Linked DNA regions of Homo sapiens: region 2 is linked to region 1. A link is an interaction called in ENCODE POLR2A ChIA-PET data of the cell type or tissue named here. Cell type or tissue: PC-9. All regions are shown on one strand. Region 1 has its middle 12 kb from the start of TGM3. Region 2 overlaps TGM6 (transglutaminase 6).

Evidence for each region. Peaks named below come from ENCODE experiments on the same cell type or tissue, not always from the same donor. Only the 100,000 strongest peaks of a DNase experiment are listed, where the experiment ranks them.
Region 2: POLR2A ChIA-PET joins it to region 1 with 7 read pairs; 3 of 35 experiments call an interaction of 5 or more read pairs at or near these places.

Annotation. Positions count from the first base shown.
Region 1 is chr20:2,281,837-2,286,836 of GRCh38, reverse strand. No RefSeq gene overlaps it. Among named protein-coding and RNA genes, the nearest start is that of TGM3, 12 kb to the left of the region's middle. In PC-9, no CTCF peak of the experiment used is centred here; a DNase peak (open chromatin) is centred at 2,636; H3K27ac peaks cover 404 bases.
Region 2 is chr20:2,404,614-2,409,613 of GRCh38, reverse strand. The region is part of intron 9 of TGM6 (transglutaminase 6); the gene reads right to left. Among named protein-coding and RNA genes, the nearest start is that of TGM6, 26 kb to the right of the region's middle. In PC-9, no CTCF peak of the experiment used is centred here; no DNase peak of the experiment used is centred here.

The DNA.
Region 1 (5,000 bases):
TTATGTAACAAGAAAGAAAAGTAAGTTTTCTCTTTCTTTTTCTAAACAACTATTAATAAAACCAGATTTGTGCCAAAAATAAAGATATAAAATAAGATAAATATGGTCTTGCCTTTAAAGAGTTGACAACCGAAAAGAAGAGATGAAAGCAAAATGTATGTGACTAAAATATGCAAGAAGGCTCAGTAGGTTTACCTATTGAATTGATAAAAGATTCATGAAAGAGACGACATTTGGGACAGGCCTTAAAAGATAGATATGAATAAACAAAAATTGGAGGAGTCCAGGTGCAGTGGCTCATGCCTATAATCCCAACACTTTGGGAGGCGAAGGTGGGAGGATTGCTTGAGGCCAGGAGTTCGAGACAGCCTGAGCAACATAGCAAGACCCTGTCTCTGCAAAAAGACAGGTGAGTGTGAGTGGTGGCTCATACCTGTAATCCTGGCACTTTGGGAGGCCAAGGTGCATGGATCACTTGACGTCAGGAGTTCAAGACCAACCTGGCCAACATGGTGAAACCCCATCTCTACTGAAAATACAAAAATCAGCCGGGTGTGGTGGCACACACCTGTAATTTCAGCTACTCAAGAGGCTGAGGCAAGAGAAATGCTTGAACCCGGGAGGTGGAGGTTGCAGTGAGCTGAGGCCATGCCACTACACTTCAGCCTGGGCTGTGACAGAGTGAGACTCCTTTAAAAAAAAAAAAAAAAAATTAGCCATGCCTGGTCGCATAAGCCTGTGGTCTCAGCTTCTCGGGAGGCTGAGGGAGGAAGATTGCTTGAGTCCAGGAGTTCAAAGCTGCACTAAGCTATGATAGTGATACTGCACTCCAGCCTAGGCGATAGAGCGAGACCTCATCTCTAAAAAAGAAATTGGAGGGAAAGGGATTTGTATCAGAGAAAAGGCATTCCTGCAGCAATGTGAGTATGTCCAGGGAGCAGCATACACAAAGGGCTTGGTGACATATCGCCACCTCCCTGATTCACTTCCTGCCGCACCTACCTACTGTCATGCTTACTACCAAGCTCTTCCATATCTTTTCAAATAAGGCAGCTATGAAAAAGTGCAAAGTATGCATTTTCCATTCTGATTTTATCTTATTACATACTGAATTAGGTAAATAAAAATGGATTCAGCACTAGAGGACTTTAGTGAATTATTTAATAGTTTGAGAATGTATTGGCTGTTGGCTGGATTTAATTAGAAATTTTGGTCTTCACCAGATGGATCCAACACTAAAGGCTCTTTAAGTCTCAAGGACAAAGTTGGAATTTCCCATGCAGTAAATTTAGATCTTCGTTTCATGCATCCATAAAGACAGCTATAAATTTCAGAGGCCCAAGGCTTGTCCCAGCATAACATGGGCCTTCACAACAAGTAAATAAATAACTTGAAACTGGAAGGGTGACTTCAAATGATGCTACCACCCTCTCTACTGGAAGACAGTGTGGACAACAACAGGAAGTGGAGGATGTCTGGGAAACGTCTCTGGTCACCTCTTTGGAAAGCAAAAGTCTGGAAAGTCCAAACAAGGTTTGCTCTTAGAGATATGGCAATATTTATAGGACTTGTACACAGGAAACATGAAAGGAAATGGAATTATTCCTTTATGTTCCTTACAATATGAGACCAGATAAGTTCCTAGCCACTCTCTACTTTCAACAGGCCCCAAACACTTGGTCTCTCCTGACCTTCTACACTGTAGCAAAGTGGCTGGGAGGACTTCCTCTGGCTCAGAGTCTCTGTCCTGAATGTTTACATCTTGGTAAAACTGTGGCAGCAAGTTAGATACCTGAGAACTTAGAGTCTAGCTAGACTAGATTCTTGGGTCTGTCACTAACTCATTTGGAGACCTTGGGAAATGGTTTGGCCTAAGTCAGTAGGTCTCAGCCTTTGCTTCAACCTTCACATTATCTCATGTTCTATATGTGCTCACCAGAAACACCTCTCAGGCCAGGTGCTGTGGCTCATGCCTGTAATCCTAATGCTTTGGGAGGCCTAGGTGGGAGCATCACTTGAGCCCAGGAGTTTGAGGCTGCAGTGAGCTATGATCATGCCACTGTACTCCAGCTTGGGCAACAGAATGAGACCCTGTCTCTAAAACAAAACAAAACAAAAACATCTTTCATTAGACATAGATTGTCAATGAGTGTGGCCACCTCCACGCATTTTCTGATTCTCACTGAGATCTCTGAACAAGATGATCTTAGTGTGTTTCACGCATCCCCCTCCTTGCACTTTTAAGTCTTAGGATTCTAGATATAAATTCTCATCAAAAGAGCTTTGAAAAAAACAGGCTCCTACACAATTATGCTTGCATATACTTAGAAAGAAAGATTTAAAAGAAGATGTTAACAGTTGTTTTCTCTGGGAAAGGAACCTAGGGGCCTAATTGTTAAGGAAAAAAAGAGACTGACTCTTCACCGTATACCCTTTATTTTATTTTATTTTATTTTATTTTATTTTATTTTATTTTATTTATTTTATTTTATTTTATTTTATTTTATTTTATTTTATTTTATTTTATTTTATTTTATTTTATTTTTATTTATTTATTTTTTTTGGGAGAGGGCCTGGCTCTGTCACACAGGTTGGAGTGCAGTGGTATGATCTCAGCTCACTGGAATCTGCACCTCCTGGGCTTAAGCAATCCTCCCACCTCAGGCTCCCAAGTAGCTGGGACTACAAGTGCATGACATCATGCCTGGCTAACCTAGTAGAGAAAAATAAAATAAAATTAAAAAATATTTTTAAAAAGAAAAAACAAAAAGGGAACCTCTGGAAGAAGAGTATGGCTGAAGTGGACCTACAGGCTAAGTAGGTAGACAACTAAGAAGGTCTGTTTCCTCCCTTATTCCCTCCCTTCCTTTTCTAAACCTCTTTACTTTCTTGGAAATGACCTTCAGTGCCTGCCACGAACCAGCCACCATGATTGAGTGGGTATTAATTCAGTTTCCTGTACTTTAGTCATTCACACAGCACCTTCTTGAGTTTTGCCACATCTGCCCACCAGCTACATCATAATTAACTTAAAGTTTTTCTTTAAATTAACTCCCTTTCCCTTTTTTCTTTAACTTACCAGCTGGGCGCGGTAGCTCACACCTGTAATCCTAGCACTTTGGGAGGTTGAGGCGGGTGGATCACCTGGGGTCAGGAGTTCGAGACTAGCTGGGCCAACATGGCAAAACCCCATCTTTACTAAAAATACAAAAATTAGCTAGGCGAGGTGGTGCGTGCCTATAATCCCAGCTACTTGGGAGGCTGAGGCAGGAGAATCGCTTGAATCCAGGGAATGGAGGTTGCAATGAGCCAAGATTGCCCCACTTTACTCCAGCCTGGGTGAAAGAGCGAAACTCTGTCTCAAAATAAATAAATACATTAATTAATTAACTTACCTAACTACTTTAGTCTTGCACTAATCAATAACATTCATAAAATGATTTGGTTTGTCAATTATTTTTCTAATGCCTATGAAACTAAACATTGACTATTAGAATTTAAAATGTCTGCCCCCGTGTCTGGGTTACACGTGCCACACTCTGGAATTCACTAGCAATAACTCATTCGGTCCCTGCAACTACTCTCTGAGTAGAAATTATCTTCCTCATCCTACACATGAGAAAACTAAGCTTCAGAGGGGTTAAGTAACTTGCCCAAGGAGACAAAACTAGCAAAGGCAGAGTAAGACTTAAAACCACTCTTGTCTCCAAGGCCTGCATTCTTTCTTTTTATTTTCTTTTTAATTTTTTTTTAGACAGAGTCTCACTCTGGTGCGCAGGATAGATTGCAGAGGTGCGATCTCGGCTCACTGCAACCTCTGCCTCCCAGGTTCAAGTGATTCTCCTGCCTCAGCCTCCGGAGTAGCTGGGATTACTGGCGCCCGCCACCACCCCAGCTAATTTTTTTGTATTTTTAGTAGAGACAGGGTTTCACCATGTTGGCCAGGCTGGTCTCGAACTCCTGGCCTCAAGTGATATACTCACCTCAGCTTCCCAAAGTGCTGGGACTACAGGCGTGAGCCACCACACCCCGCCCCTGCATTCTTTCTTCTAATATTGCCCTAAAGTGGAAGGAAGGGAAAAAAAAGAGTAATACAAAAATGAGACCCGTCCACAGAGGTTCAATGCATTTGATCCAGCCCACTGGTTCAGGCCCTGCAACAAGCCAAGCCCCAGCATCCATTCTTGCCTCCCTGGCAGATGTCTTGCTTCCTCCACCACAAACAAGTCCTGTGTGGTGCGAACTTGGAGACTGATTTGTGTTTGCCAACTGGTGGCTTTGCTCTGAGCGCAGATCCCCCCGCCATGGCTCTGCTGGTGCCAAGGCTCCTAGAAGCCTTTCTAAGCCTTGCCCTTTCAGGTTCCTAACCCTGCCTTCTCACTCCACCATCCGTCAGATCCCACCTTTGTGCTACCTTCCTGCCCAGGCAGACAGGCCAAGGCTTTGCCCTCATGTTGGGGCTTGCTATTTTAGGTAGTGGATTTATGAGAGAGGGCGTTCATTCTGTAAAGTTTGAAAGCATCCTTTTATCTTCTCTTGTTACTAACACCATCTAGTTGCCTAGCACAGAGAAGACACAGAGAAGACACATTCGCTTGGCAAAGGAGGGAAGGATTCTCTGCCACCTCCCCCTTGGCCCCTTCACCTTTGGTCCCCCTACCAAAGAGGAGGCTGGGGTGTGGTCCTTCCGTGAAACTGAGAGAGCACGATTAGGGCCATGTGAGGACCTGGACTCAGTCTGCCTCCCTGCTGCATTCTCTGCCTGCCAACAGTCCACTCTGAGTTTGGTGGTAGAGGTAAGGGGTGGAAGTAGAGCGTTAGACGTAATAGAGCAAAGGAACTAATACTTATTATGGGCCTACTGTTTGTCAAACACTGCTGTTGATCCTTCATATCTGTTACCTCATCTAATACTCTCAACAACCTACAACCATAACAAACAGGTATTATTAGGCTCATCTTACAGATTAGTAAATCCAACTCTGGAAATCTAAATCAAT
Region 2 (5,000 bases), 120 kb before region 1:
CAGCCTCCCGAGTAGCTGGAACTATAGGTGCATGCCCCCACACCCAATTAATTTTTGTATTTTTAGTAGAGACAGGGTTTCCCAATGTTGGCCAGGCTGGTCTCGAACTCCTGACCTCAGGTGATCTGCACACCTCGGCCTCCCAAAATGCTGAGATTATAGGCGTGAGCCACCACATCCAGCCATTTTTCTAGGTTCTTAAGGTAGAAGATTAGGCTATTGATTTGAAATCTTTCTTCTTTAATATAGGTTTTACGGCTATAAATTCCCCACTGTGTACTGCTTTAGCTGCATCTTATAAATTTTGGCATATTGCATTTTCATTTTCTTTCACTGCAGAGTATTTTCTAATTTGACTTGTGATCTTTCCTTTGGCTCACTGGATATTTAGACGTATGTATTGTTTAATTTTCACATATTATAAATGTATCAAATTCTCTTCTGATACTGATTTCTAATTTAATTCTATTGGAATAAGATTATACACTTTGTATGATTTCAATCCTCTTAAGTTTACTGAGGCTTATTTTATGGCTGAGCATATGGTCAATTCTGGATAATGCTACCCTTCTACTTTCCAAGAATGTGTATATGTTGCTGCTATAATGTGGAGTCTTCTATAGGCGTCTGTTAGAGTCTACCTGATTTTAAATGACAAATGTTCGCTTCCTCTCAACCAGTCCCTAAACTCTTTCCCTTCTTTATTTTTCCCCAAAATACTTATCAGTATCTGAAATACTAGTTATTTTACTTATTTGTTTACTTTTACCTGCCCCACTAGAATGTCAGCTCCTTTATCCTTTAAGATAAAGATCATACGCATTTTGTTCACTGGTTGCCTGGCACTCAGTAAATGCTCAATAAACACATGCCAATAGAAAAAAATGTGAAAATGTGGCTTATATGTCCTGTAGCTTCACATAAGCCAGTCCTGCAATCAACAAAACAAGGCCCTTCTTGATACAGCTCAGACTCCTTATGGCATTAAAAGCCCTTCATATGCTGTTGGCCCCAATTCATTCATTCCGTGAATCTGTACTGAGCACCTACTATGCAGTTGATGCTGCTGTAGGAGTTGGGGATACGGCAATGAACAAAACAGTCAGGCTTCCTGCCATCCTAGAACTCTCAGTCTAGGAGCATTCTAGGGAGACAACAAAGATTCAAGCAAATATCAAGTTGCGATATGTGCTTAGAAGGAAGTCAATAGGGTGCTGAGACCCCTGGCCAGGCAAAAGTTTGGGGTGAAGTCAGCAGGTCCTTCCCAGGCAAAGAAAGCATCTTGTGCCAAGTCCTTTAGGTATAAAAGAGCATGTTGTACCCAGGGGCTCTGAATCTTTGTGCTCTAGCTCTAGCATGTGTCCTGGTTCCACAGACAGAGCAAGGGCTCATGACTCAGAGAGGCACAAGCCCCTGTCATTTCATCTATAGAATACTGCTCATGCAAGTCAAGGATGTCTTGGCTTGCCTGAGCAATATTGCCCAGCATGAGTCTGGAATCCTGTTGGACTCTGTCTTCCTGGAATGCCTTCTCAACCTTTCATCTCCTGGCTAAATCTTACTCCCTTCAGCATTCCCTCCCATAGGCTGCTTTTCCTGATACCTTCTGCCCTGGTCGAATTAGAGACTCCTCCTCTTTGTTCCTTTAGCCTCTGGATGCCCCAGTAGAGTGCCAGTCACTCCGAATTATTCTGTGCTGTCAGCTCACCATGTGGTGAGTTCTCTGGGGACTTCTCTTTGTCCCCTTGCCTCTGAATCATGCCTGACACTCAGGAGGGTCTCTACTTTGAGAGCACATGAAAAAGCCTAGCATGCTGTATGGCACACCAAGGCCACTCAGCGAAGATGTGCAGTCTAGCATAGCAGGGAGGGCAGAGGCCCTAAGAGTAGACTGCCTCGTTAGAATTCCAGCTCTTCTGGGCTTTGGAAACTTGGGGAAGTTACTTAACCTCCCTGTACCTCAGTTTGCTTATCCATAAAATGATTTTATTTTATTTTTTGAGACAGAGTCTCGCTCTGTAGCCTGGAGTGTAGTGACGTAATCTCTGCTCACTGCAACCTCCGCCTCCTGACAGCAAGCAATTATCTTGCTTCAGCCTCCTGAACAGCTGGGACTACAGGCAACCACCACCACGCCCAGCTAATTTTTGTATTTTTAGTAGAAATGGGGTTTCGCCATGTTGGCCAGGCTAGTCTTGAACTCCTGACCTCAGATGATCTGCCCACCTTGGCCTCCCAAAGTGCTGGGATTGCAGGCGTGAGCCACCATGCCTGGCTCATAAAATGATTTTAAAATAAATATTAAATGAAATAATGCTTGGACATTGCTTACCATTTTGCTTAGCAAGTTCTAGATACTGTTACTATTATTTTTGTTAACCTAAATGTAAAATCACGTTGCCCACAGTAGGCAGTCAATAAACAGTAGACAATATTATAATTAAATAGTGGCAGTGCAGTGCAGAGTGAGGAGCATGGGCTCTGGGTTCTGCAGGAGAGTTCTCCCTTACTAGCTATGTTCTCTGGCTGGGTCAACTTGCCTCTCTGTACATCTGTCTTCTCCTCTGTAAAATAAACTTTGTACTAGTGTCTCACTTAAAAGCTCATGGTAAGGGCTTTGTAAACATTTGTTAAATAAAATGACTACATAACATGTGAAAATGGCCAGCCCACAGCCAGCGCTCAGTAACAGTGATTGTCATCACTGTTATCATGTAACAGGATGTTAATTTCTCCTGTGGCCATGGTTTTTTTTTTTTTTTTTTTTTTTTTTTTTTTTTTTGAGGAGTTTCGCACTTGTTGCTGAGGGTGGAGTGCAGTGTGCGATCCTGGCTCACTGCAACCTCCGCCTCCCAGGTTCAAGCAATTCTCCTGCCTCAGCCTCCCAAGTAGCTGGGATTACAGGCATGGGCCACCATGCCTGGCTAATTTTGTATTTTTAGTAGAGACGGGTTTTCGCCATGTTGGCCAGGCTGGTCTCGAACTCTTGACCTCAGGTGATCTGCCTGCCTCGGCCTCCCAGAGTGCTGGGATTATAGGTGTGAGCCACTGCACCCAGCTGGTCATAGTTAAATCTTAGGACAAAAGACCCACAGACCTCATGTACTTTTTTTTTTTTTTTGAGACAGGGTCTCACTGTGTTGCCCAGGCTGGAGTGCAGTGGCACAATCTTGTCTCACTGCAACCTCTGCTTTCCAGAATCAAGCATTCCTCCCACTGGAGCCTCCTGAGTAGCTGGGACTACAGGCATATGCCACCATGCCTGGCTAATTCTTTTGTATTTTTTATAGAGATGGGGTTTTGCCATGTTGCCCAGGCTAGACCCCACGTTCTAAGTTCCAGAAGCTCCCAGCTGAAGGGACCCAGCAATCAATCTGCAGGTCTTATCAGAGAGGTGGCAGCTCAGAAGAGGCCTTACCACATAGTCCCCTCATCCATAGCCCATCCCCAAGACAGTAAGAAGACAGCTAAAGTGGAAGATGTCTTTGACAGTCAAGAAAGTGCCATGTTCCTGGAGATAGGAGCTAAAGTGTGAGTTGGGGGTGTGAGTAGGTGTTTAAAAGAATCAGTGTTAAGGTTTGGGGGTATCTTCAGCAAGAAATGACTGGCTGATCAAGATTGGGGGTGCCTACAGAAAGGGAAGTTGGTATTCTCCTCCCTGTGGGAGGTCTGTTTATCCCGTCTTACTTACTAAGCCATGTACTACCTGAGCAGGGAGAAGAGAATTGAAGGGAGACAGCAGGTGGGAGACAGCCAGTCAAGACTGCTCCTTCTACCCACAAGTGTCAGGTTTCAGTTCCCAGCCTTGGAGTGGGACACAGTGGAGGTTAGGGTTGGGGGCCACAGCCTTGTAAAACCTCTGCAGAACTTGGGGACAAAAATCACCATGCATCAGAAAGAAGCTGTGTTGAAAGGACCCAAATAGCACAAGAAATCAGCAGTGTCTAGAGGAACAGCACAGGAATTAGTCTGGATGGCAGCAGGTTGTGATGGAGCCACCATCTGTCCTCAGCAAGCATAGATAGGAAACTAGGGCAGCAGCACCCACCCACTTAGCCAGCACTGAATCCTCACCCAGTTAAGACAAAGGCATCTGCTCTCTTCTGTCCTCTTTGCCTCCCTCTTAGCCTAACAGTGCTCTCAGCATTGGTTGCACACTAGAGACCACCTGGGAGCTTTAAAAAGTCCCAGTGCCAAAACCACATCCCGTAGAGACTATGATTCAATTAGTCAGGGGTGGAATCTGGCCTGCTGTGGTAGATTAAAAATGGCCATAATGCCTTACAACTTCCCACCCCTTGAATCTGGATTGGGCTCATGAATTGCTTTGACCAATAGAATGTGGCAGAAGTGACATGGTGCACATTCTGAGCCAGGCCTCTAGAAACCTCACAGCTTCATCTCTCACCTTCTGGGAATGTTGCTGCTATTCAGAAAAGCATGGGCTGGCCTGTTGGGACATGAGAGGCCGAGTGGGAACACAGACCCAGCCATCTCAGCAGTCCCACGTGACAGACATATGTGAGATCCCAGCCAGCACCACCTGGAGAAGATGAACCATCCCAGCTGAGCACAGCCCAAATTGTTGACCCACAGAATTGACCAAATAAGTAATTATTGTTTAAGATATATAACTGAAACAGCTCCCTGGATAATTCAAATGTGCAACAAGGGGCTAGGTGCAGTGGCTCATGCCTGTAATCCCAGCACTTTGGGAGGCTGAGGTGAGTAGATCACCTGAGGTCAGGAGTTCAAGGGCAGCCTGGCCAACATGGTGAAACCCCGTCTCTACTAAAAATACAAAAATTAGCTGGGCATGGTGGCGGGCACCTGTAATCCCAGCTACTTGGGAGGGTGAGGCAGGAGAATTGCTTGAACCCAGGAGGCGGAGGTTGCAGTGAGCTGAGATCACATTATTGCGCTCCAGTCTGGGCAACAAGAGTGAGATTCTGTCTCAAAGAAAAAAAAAAAAGTGCAACCAGAGCTGTAAAATATGATGC